Linked DNA regions of Homo sapiens: region 2 is linked to region 1. A link is a contact called in ENCODE Hi-C data. All regions are on one chromosome and are shown on one strand. Each heading gives the region's core, a stretch centred on a gene start or an enhancer-like site at or near the end of the contact. The rest is flanking DNA. Distances are from core to core; before and after follow the strand shown. Region 1 holds the start of UBQLN1 (ubiquilin 1). Region 2 overlaps NTRK2 (neurotrophic receptor tyrosine kinase 2).

Region 1 (5,032 bases), core at 689-3,188:
CGGTTTTTGCAAATTTTTTTTTTTGGCACCAACCAAATATTTACTATCTAGCCCTCCCAGAAAGTTCACTAATCTCTGATTTACACCATAGTGCCCCCACCTCCGATTCTCATGCAGGTCAGGATTATATCTAAAAAGTGCCATAACAATGGATAACTATATGGTATCTTCTTACAGGTAAATCTTATTACCTTATAGTGTCACACACATCAAACATTTTTAGACAATAATGTAGACACAGATAATTGCAAAGTCCATAAATGCAGGGAGACAGACACACACACACACACACACACACACACACACACGGTATTTGTTGGAGAATCAAGGGAAAAACCATATCTCTAAATGGTAGGGAGTGAAGTCTTCCTGGGGCATGTGATACAGGATGAGTAGAAGTTAGACAGGTGAAGGCAAGGGGAAAGTCATTCTAGGTAGAGGAAGGCAGCCTAGGCAAAGCATGCAGGTAAGACACAGCATGACAGGGAAAAACAGGTAATGAGGAGCTAATGAAGTTGAGGAGAAATTTTATTTAGACATATGGAAGAAATTCCAAATGATTGGTTGTCCAGTTGTGGCACTTTCTAGCTTTAGAAGCAGTGATCATCTCACACCTGGACATAACCAAGTAGTCATCCTTCATTAAGCAGAAGGCCTTGTTATTGAGCCATGCTGCCAGAAATTTAGGTGATATCAAATGATGTCTATACTGAAATCGATACCCTCAGGATTCTCTTAGACCCAGATTCCATAGAGCTCTGCTAAAAAGTCGTGTTTATGTAACAGTATTTATTCTCAGAACAGGGTTGGACGGCTTAGGAGCAGAAAGGCAGAATGTATCTTTGCGGATTTGGGTCATAGTGGGCTGTCAGGATTTAAATTGTGCAACATTGATTAATAATGGGCTGGTTTGTACATTCCTTGCAAGTCATCTTTAAAAGCCAATGACGTCATTTCAAATTAGGATTCTCAGAGATAATTTCTCTCTGTATTACACTGAAAATAATTTTGGAACTATCCTTAATGCCACTTAAAGCCTGAAATTGACCAGTAACTTAATTTGATAGAATATAAGGCGAACACCTCAACTATATTAAATTGTCCCATTTGGGTGGACACTCCTCGGGCACCCTGTTCCGCCCTACACACAGATAATCTGGGGGCGCTCGCGCACAGCTGTCATCGTAGCAGCAGAGGCCACTGTCAATACAGGTTGCCTGACTGATCGTCTGACCAAACCGGGCTAACCCGAGGGCGGTAAATAAGCTCTGGCCATGAAGCAATGACTCCGCAGGATTGCGCAGGGCAGTCACGGGCGTTCACTCCATTTTCTGTTCGTTGTGCTGAGGCCTTTCCACCATTAACTTACCCCAACTCCCCCGCATAGGGCAATACGACCCCTCCAAATATCAAACGCTAAGCATATTAAAATAACAAAATACCTCGCCGCTATTTTATCACCAGACCCTCCTCCCAGCGGGGAACGCAGAGTAGACAGAGAGGCAAGGGAGGGCAAGGCGATTGTGACAGCGCGGAGGGGTGAACACGGCCCAGCTGGGCATGAGGTAAGGTGGGGAGACTACCTGGACAGCAAGCGCGCAGGCGCAGCCGCGGCCGCAGGGCCCACTGGTCCCTTTCTAGTAATTTCGCTAACCGTGACGTCATCTCGGTGCGCCGTTACAGCGCTTAACTGGAAACTGCGATTTAGTTTTTGGTGAAAGGAGTGGAAAAAAACCATGAACTGACCTACCCCGCCCCATTTTGCTTTTAGTCCTTCACACTGGCTTCGCCTGCACTTTGGGCAATGGAGCGGGAAAGGAAAAGGCACGCAGGCTGAGCTCAAAGTCGCGCCAGCCGGGGATGACTCGGCGACGCCGCCAGGCGCGTTACCCGGCGTGCTCCGCGCGGCGCCGGCGAAGGGACGTGGGGGAAGGGGCAGGGAGGAGGAAGCGGTGGCTGCTGCGGATGTCGGTGTGAGCGAGCGGCGCCTGAACACACGGCGGCTGCCGAGCGCCTGACCCGGGCCTGCGCCAGAGCCTGCACCGAGCTCCGGGGCCCCACACCCGCTACGGTGGCCCTGCGCCCGTTGCTACTGAGGCGGCGTGCTCTGCATTCTTCGCTGTCCAGGCCTGCCGGCTCTGGTGTCTGCTGGCTCCTCCTTGCTCGCCTGCTCCCTCCTGCTTGCCTGAGTCACCGCCGCCGCCGCCGCCACAGCCATGGCCGAGAGTGGTGAAAGCGGCGGTCCTCCGGGCTCCCAGGATAGCGCCGCCGGAGCCGAAGGTGCTGGCGCCCCCGCGGCCGCTGCCTCCGCGGAGCCCAAAATCATGAAAGTCACCGTGAAGACCCCGAAGGAAAAGGAGGAATTCGCCGTGCCCGAGAATAGCTCCGTCCAGCAGGTGAGGCCGCCTGGGGCTCGGGCCGGGATGGGGGTGGCGGCAGGACCTCCGCCCGCCGCCCCAGGAGACCTTTTGGAAGGGCCTGGGAGAGGGGTCGTCCTCGGCCATTCTCCCGGGCGTCGTCCCAAATTAGATCACACCCAAGTTCGTGGGTTTGCGCCTTGGGACACCGCAATGGTTTGTGGCGTGGCGGCGCGGCCTGTTTGTGGGACGGGCTGATGCCGCTTTTCTCGGAGCCTTCCTTCTCTGGTATCCGCCGACCCTCAGCCTCCTCCCCCAGTTCCCCGCCCTCCGTCGCCTCCCCTCCAACTCCTCACAAAGGAAAGGGACCCACCGCCAGCCTCCGGGCGGGGTGGAGGCTGGGCGGGGGCGAGGGTTCGCTTTAGCTCAGGCTGCGGTTTTGTTTCATGAATTAAAAAGGGGTGGGTGGGATCCTCGTTGTTTTACGTGCCTGCTTGTTAAGGTGGGTTTTGGGGTGAGGTGCATGTGTATATTTAGTTCTGCATTTTAACTCCTGAAATCTTTCCCACCTTGCAACCTTTAAAAAAAAATTATGACGTAGAAACTGTTTTTAGCTCCATCTTAAGTAATAGTGATAGTACTAGGTTTAAGGAGAAAAGTGAATGACTTTCTTTCACTGATGACTTGCTCTTTCCCTTTTAGTATGTTTATCATCTCTTAGATGCCAATCATTGGGTAGGTTTTTGTTTGATTTTAGAGGGGCGATAGCGATGTTGATATTAGCGGTTGCAATCAAATAAAAGAAAATCGGAGTGAATGCAGAATATTACTTAAACTTGGTTCAGGAATACAAATCTTGCAGTTAATTAAGATTCTTGGTGGAATTTAACAAATAATTTTAGTGTATTGTTGAATACGTCGTGTTTTCCATAATTACTGACTTAATCTCTGAAGATCGCAAACAACGTGAACAGTTGGTGACAGGAAACAACAATTCCTGAAATGTACCTATCAGTTTCCCCAGGGACAGTAGGTGATTGGGGTATTGGTTTAACGAGTTCCAAAGGTAGTGTATTTTGTGAAGCAGTGAGGTGTGTAACATCAAATGAGAGAAACTTTTACCACCAACAGAATTATCACTTTTGTTTTTGTCTCCCAGTGCTTGTAAAAATTTTCCTTACCATTTTTGTATTTTCAAGCATGCGGAAAGTTGAAAGAATTGGGAAGTGGATACACATATGTCCATCATCTACAATTAGCATTTTACGGTATTATAATCGATTATCAAGTTCATTTAATTTTGGGGAGCAATTCAGAGTAAGTTGCACGTATCAGTAGATGACACCAGTACATGTCACTTCAGCATTGTGAACTTATTTGCCTAAGTTCAACTTCATTTTTTACGTTTTTTTGACGTAATTTTGGCAGCAGTGAAATGCATATGGTTGCCATTCCGTGAGTTTTCATAAATGCTTACACCTGTGTAGCCCAAGCTCTTATCAAGATATAGAACATTATAATTGACTAGAAAGTTTTTTCTTGCCTTTTCCCAGTCATTTCAGTCACTTGGCCTTTCCATCAACCACCCAGTTTTTTTTTTTTATGCCCTAAGTTACAGAGTTGCCTGTTTTAGAACTTAACATTAAATGGGATCCCATAGAGCCTATAGTACTGTGTGTATTTTTCTGGGTAAGGCTTTTTTTTCCCACTCAGCATAATGTTTTTGAGTTTCGTCTTTGTTGCGTGTATCAGTAGTTCCTTTCTTTTTATTAGTGTGTAGTTTTCCACTGTATGTGTATACCATAATTAATCTATTCACTGTTGAAGGTCACCTGGGCTGTTTGCAGTTAGTTACTATGAACAGTCTTATACAAGTCTTTTTGTGGTCTTACTCTTTTATCTTTCATGGTTATATACTTAGACTTGGTTTGAGTAGGTCATAGGGCAATTGTATGTTTCAGTTTTGTGAGAAACTATGTTTTAAAAAATGCTTCTGGGCCGGATGCGGTGGCTCACACCTGTAATCCCAGCACTTTGTGAGGCCGAGGCGGGTGGATTGCCTGAGGTTCGAGACCAGCCTGGCCAACGGGGTGAAACCCCGTCTCTACTAAAAATACAAAACTTAGCTGGGCGTGGTGGCAGGCACCTGTAATCCCAGCTACTGGGGAGGCTGAGGCTGAGGCAGGAGAATCATCGCTTGAACCTGGGAGAGGGAGGTTACAGTGAGCCGAGATTGCGACATTGCAGTCCAGCCTGGGCAACAAGAGTGAAACTCCGTTTCAAAAAAAAAAAGGAGTGCTGGCTTCAGCAGCACATATACTGAAAAATGCTTGTATCATTTTACCATCCCGCCAATGAAGATACATGGGAGTTCCTGTTGCTCCATATCCCTGCTAACATTTTGATATTGTCAGTCTCTGTAATTTTAGCTATTTTAGCGGGTGTGTAGCCATATTAAGTTTTAAAGCTCTCGGATCTCTTTTCTAGGATTCCTAATTCATGCCTCCACCATCCTGGGTGCTTTCAGCATTTTACTGCAAAAGATTAGAAATAATCAGTATTTTATAAATAGAAAAATTCCTTTCAGTCAATATATGATGTTATAGCTGTGAGGATGTTTTTGCTTTTTGTGATGTTAAAATTATAAATTCTGTGAACGCTTTTATTTTACTCTG
Region 2 (5,032 bases), core at 1,204-3,703, 1.0 Mb before region 1:
TATGTAACAAGAAATTTATACAAGTTTTCCCTGTAAAATTAATTTTCCATCCTCTAAAAAAAGACAAGTTATCTATTTTGGGTCAATTAGTGCCTAATTTTTAATCTAGCCCTGCTAATTTTTCCACTTAAATAAAAAAAAAGCTATGTATTCACGAAGCTTCTATATACTGCTGATAGCTGTTCTTATTTTGCTTCATAACACTGTTGTTTAAATTTCAAAGAATGAGGATCTGGAAAAGCAGGAACAACACCAAAAGCATACCACTGAAGATTTGGGAATCAAATGTACAGCAGCATAGACCTTTCTGCACAAAATACATGTGTCCAGGTTATCCTATCCCCACTGTGTCTCACCTGCCTTTCTGGAGCAAAAGAAACATCAAGTACTATTTCTTTGTCATATCTTTATTAGTCCCTTGATACTCAAGAACCCAGTTCTGTCTCCCGGGACAACTGTTCTCATGGAAAAGTGGGTAGTGCTGAGTAATCAACATTATTTTGCTCCGTCTTGATTTGTAGTATCAAAGCCTTGTTGCTATTTTTTTAGCCTTAAAACCTAATCATCATAAATCTAGCCACTTCCTTCTTTAGTGGTAATTAGCATTAGTCATAAGCCAAAAATGATCCACATAAGAAGCTAAATAAACACAACCCTTCTTACCTTTCATGCCAAACTTGGAGTGTCTTGCCAACTTAAGCAGAAACAGCATTACCAAAAGGCAAAATCCCACCACAGACGCAATCACCACCACAGCATAGACCTAGAGAAAGGAAGGGAGGGTGGTTATAACCTTGCTAATTAGTTCCCTATAATCATATGGTGATGATGATCATGACGATGATAATGATACAGGCAGTTCATATTTATTGAATGCTTACCACTTGTTCTTATAACAGCCTTATGTACACCAACTCACTTAATCTGCGACAACCCTATAGTGAAGTATGTAAGATCTATTATTATGCCTACTTTACAAATGAGAAAACATAAGTTAAAGCTTATAAAAATGGCTATCCAATTGGCATTTTAAAAATATTACAGCTCTCTCTCCATCCATCTAAAGAGGGAGGAGAGAGAGAAAGAGAGGTGGGCAGAGAAAGGGAGAGAGAGAATATGAAATATGAACAGCAAAATACTGGTGATTTTTCTGTGTGTGTGTGTGTGTGTGACGGAGTCTCACTTTGTTGCTCAGGCTAAAGTGCAATAGCACAATCATGGCTCACTGCAGCTTCGACCTCCTGGGCTCAAGGTATCTTCCCACCTCAGCCTCCTGAGTAGCTAGGACTACAGGTAAACACCACTATACCTGGCTCATTTTTAAGTTTTTTTGCAGAGACAGGGTTTTGCCATATTGCCCAGGCTGGTGTTGAAATCCCGGGCTCAAGGAATTCTTCCACCTACACCTCCCAAAGTTCTGGGAATATAGGCATGAGCCACCGCATCCAGCCCGATAATTCTTGAAGCTGGTGAAGAATACAATGGGGTTCATTTTACTATTCTCTCTACTGAAGTGCATGTTTGAAAATTGTCCATAATAAAAGGCTATTTTTAAGGTTAGCTATTGTTGCTCTTAGAAGTCAGGGTACCCTGGGAACAGTGAGTGGCACTGGAAGGGAGCAGGAGGGCACTTCTGGGGTGAGTTCCACTTGTCAAAGCCCATTGGGTTGTAAATTTATGATATGTGCATTTTCCCATATATATGATATAAGCCTAAAAATGTTTAAGTAAGTTTAAAAATGTAATTGCCAGGTGTGGATTACACAAGTCAAGAGGGTAGATGTAGATATATGTGAATCCTCTCCCATCCCAGAGGTAGAGATGACAGAGGTACACATAGAAATGCGATCACTCTGCTACCATTGCTGCTGACCAAGGCATGATGCTCCTCTAAGTGCATCTTAACATTTTAGAGCAAAGTTGTCAGCGGCACTATGTGTCTCCTTCCAGTCTTACTCAGCCCAAAGTCCTGCTTCCAAAAACAGTTGGCTTCTCTAAACCAGGAGTTGGCAAACTTTTGCTGTAAAGGTCAGATGGTAAATACTTCAGGCTTTGCCAGCCTTGCAGTCTCTGTCGCAACTAAGGATCCAGCTCTGCCGGTGGAGCATGAAAGCAGCCAATGATGATATGTAAACAAATGGGCATAACTGTGTTCCAATAAAACTTTATTTACAATGGCAGCAGCTGGACTTGAACATAGTCGCCAATGCCTGCTCTGAGATTTCTTAGAGAGCCATTCTGGCTTAAGAATCTGCACAACAATTTTTAAGATGGATATTATTATCCCTATCCATAGTAATCATTAATGCTGTTTGTCTAATATTTCTGGTTTTCTCTGTGTTTCTCTTTGTAGGATACATTTCCTGGCTTGCTTGTGGTTAAGTGGTTCATGTGACTAGTTCAGACTTGTGTCACTGCCAGGGTGTAGAACTTCACTTCTTGTCCAAGATCTTAGTCTAAGGCAGTGTTTCTCAACCAGGGACAATAATATTGCCATCCAGGGGACACTTGACAATTTGGGGTTGTCACAACGAGGGGGAAAGTACTACTAGCACCTAGTGGGTAGAGGCCAGGCATTATTAACATCCTACTGTGCCCAAGACAGCCCCCCAAACAAAGGATTATTTATCCCCAAACGCCAATAGTGCCAAGGTTGAGGAACCCTGCTCCACCTGCTCCACAGTGCTCTTTATCTCTGTCATAAAGAAAAAGGCTAACCTTTAAAAATGTGGATGCTTTGTCATCCACAGTCCTGGAACAAGGACAAGGCTGAACAGAGCTCCTAGCCAATACACGAAATGAAGCAAGAAAGAAAACTTTGTTGTTTTAAGTCCCCAAGATGTGGAGGTTTTGTTACTGCAGCATAGCTTATTCTGACTGATATACCCATCTCATAGTGAGAAGCATTATAGGGTAGAGATTAAGACCATGGGTTTTTCCTGAGTATAAAATCTAGATTTCTCACTCTGCTGCATGACTTCAGAATTACTTAACCTCTCTGCATCTCATAATCTTCATGTGTAAGATGGAGAATATAATTATTCTACTTTGTAGGTTATTGTAAATCCTCAATGAGTTAATGCAGGTAATGGGTTTGGAACAGTATCTACTACAATATATAATAAATTAATGTTAGCTGTGATGATGATGATGAAAAAACTAAGATTTACAAAAAAATTAAGTAAGCTGCTCACAGTCACACCTTCTGAGCTTGGAAATGGAACCAAGTCTGCCCAAGTATAAATCCTGTGATTTATCCACTACACTGTCTCTGCAAAGCATGTGGTTGAGAATGAAGGCAGGAAAATAAAAACATATGGCTAATTCTCCCAGGACACCATCTTTCATGTCAGATGAGAAGAGCATTAAATAAATCACAGAGCACAAAAAGAAGACATACAAAGCTCTTGGCCAGTGTGGAGCAAAAGTAATGATCATTCTCTTCTCTGGTACTTTAACTGTGAGTATATCTCCCCAAAAACGCTTCTGCAAATGTTTGAGTATAGACTTTTTTTTTTTTGAGACGGAGTTTCGCTCCTGTTGCCTAGGCTGGAGTGCAATGGTGCGATCTTGGCTCACCACAACCTCCGCCTCCTAGGTTCAAGTGATTCTCCTGCCTCAGCCTCCCTAGTAGCTGGGATTATAGGCATGTGCCACCACACCTGGCTAATTTTGTATTTTTAGTAGAGACGGGGTTTCTCCATGTTGGTCAAGCTGGTCTCGAACTCCCAACCTCAGGTGATCCGCCTGCCTCAGCCTAAGTCCTGGGATTACAGGCATGAGCCACCATGCCCAGCCAATACAGATCTAACTCCGTCTCTGCAGCCTATATACAAACAGAATGGTAGCAACTCCTACAAAGCTAATTATGGATAAACGTAACCATTTCACTCAAGCTGACCTCATGACTTTGGGTGTTTTTTAAAAATCTTTATTTCTAACTAATGTTTTCATGGGAAAGAGATCATAGTATTTTAGCTATAAGTTTCTTTATTATTAAATTGCAGACTTCTACAGATAGATGGAGAATACCTAAATAAACAAAGTCAAACTCCATTTGATAAATAAGAAAACTGCGATGGGGGAGGTTAGATGACTTGGCCTGAAAGTCCCCCAACCATGCAGCAGTACCACAGTACAGTCTCTTCCCTGCTTTGGACAGTCCTTAACTGGGATTTAGGAGTCCTAGATCCCTGCGTTCACAGGACACCTTGCTTTTACCAGTCATGACAGCTAGAAGAGATGCTTCACTTATCCAAGCTTCTGCTTCTTCATTAGACAGTAATGCCTGCCCTGGCTTCTCTGCCTAGTTATAGAATGTGTAAGTCAACCTAGAAAATGGGAAGTGGGCTCTACTGCTGAAAAGCAGCTAAGGATCTGTAAACAAATACTTAAAGCTACTGAAGCCATTCTAAATTTAAATCCTTTCGTAAACAAGGATGCCTTTGACAATGAAAAGAATTACTTCCTCAAAATCAGATTGAGAAATACAGAATTTTGTGTACCTTGCATGTGTTGAGGTGGTTTTTACACGGGAGATGAGCATGGGTGAGTTTGTTTGGTCAGTTGTTTGATTGGTTGGTTGGCTGCTTGATGGGTTAGTTTTCATCTGAGGATATTTCTTAGGATAGAACAAGGGAGATCTGCCCTCCCCTGCAAATCCAACAAAATGCTGGAAGAGCACTTGTTGGACCAGAAACATTTTTAACTTTTGTATCTGCTTCTTGGCTCTCAAACTCTTCTAATCTAATGATCCCTCCTGTGATCAAGAACTCTTTATATATAAAATATCTGAACCACACAAATTCTACAAAACACAATATTGCACCTCTCATACAGATTTTAGGAGCCTTCCGCAAAGTCATAATATACAAACTCACTGATCTTGCCTTCCAGCAACTATACTATAGATGGAGATATGCCAATCAGGTGCCTAAATTTATCATTTGTATTTTAAAAACCCCAGAAGGCCAGGTGCGGTGGCTCATGCCTGTAATCCCAGCACTTTGGGAGGCCGAGGCGGGCAGATCAC

What was found. A loop is a pair of places that touch in the nucleus more often than their neighbours do. Pooled maps may share reads with other maps.
Region 2: a loop to region 1 is called in a pooled map, with 4 times the contacts of the local background. The contact joins the enhancer-like site here to the promoter of UBQLN1 in region 1. A Hi-C loop is called at or near these places in 2 of 37 single-sample maps with no recorded cell type and 4 of 50 pooled maps.

Annotation. Positions count from the first base shown.
Region 1 is chr9:83,704,864-83,709,895 of GRCh38, reverse strand. UBQLN1 (ubiquilin 1) reads left to right here and starts at 1,938. Exons shown (of 11, transcript NM_013438.5): 1 at 1,938-2,396. The coding sequence starts at 2,217. It overlaps UBQLN1-AS1 (UBQLN1 antisense RNA 1), which reads right to left and starts at 2,061. Exons shown (of 2, transcript NR_135839.1): 1 at 1,584-2,061. RefSeq lists enhancers at 1,136-2,024, 2,188-2,257, 2,025-2,915.
Region 2 is chr9:84,747,717-84,752,748 of GRCh38, reverse strand. It overlaps NTRK2 (neurotrophic receptor tyrosine kinase 2), which reads right to left. Exons shown (of 19, transcript NM_006180.6): 12 at 664-763. Among named protein-coding and RNA genes, the nearest start is that of NTRK2, 81 kb to the right of the region's middle. Within about 2 kb of position 2,453, at least 2 of the 41 ENCODE cell types and tissues checked have a DNase peak (open chromatin) inside an H3K27ac peak, as active enhancers do.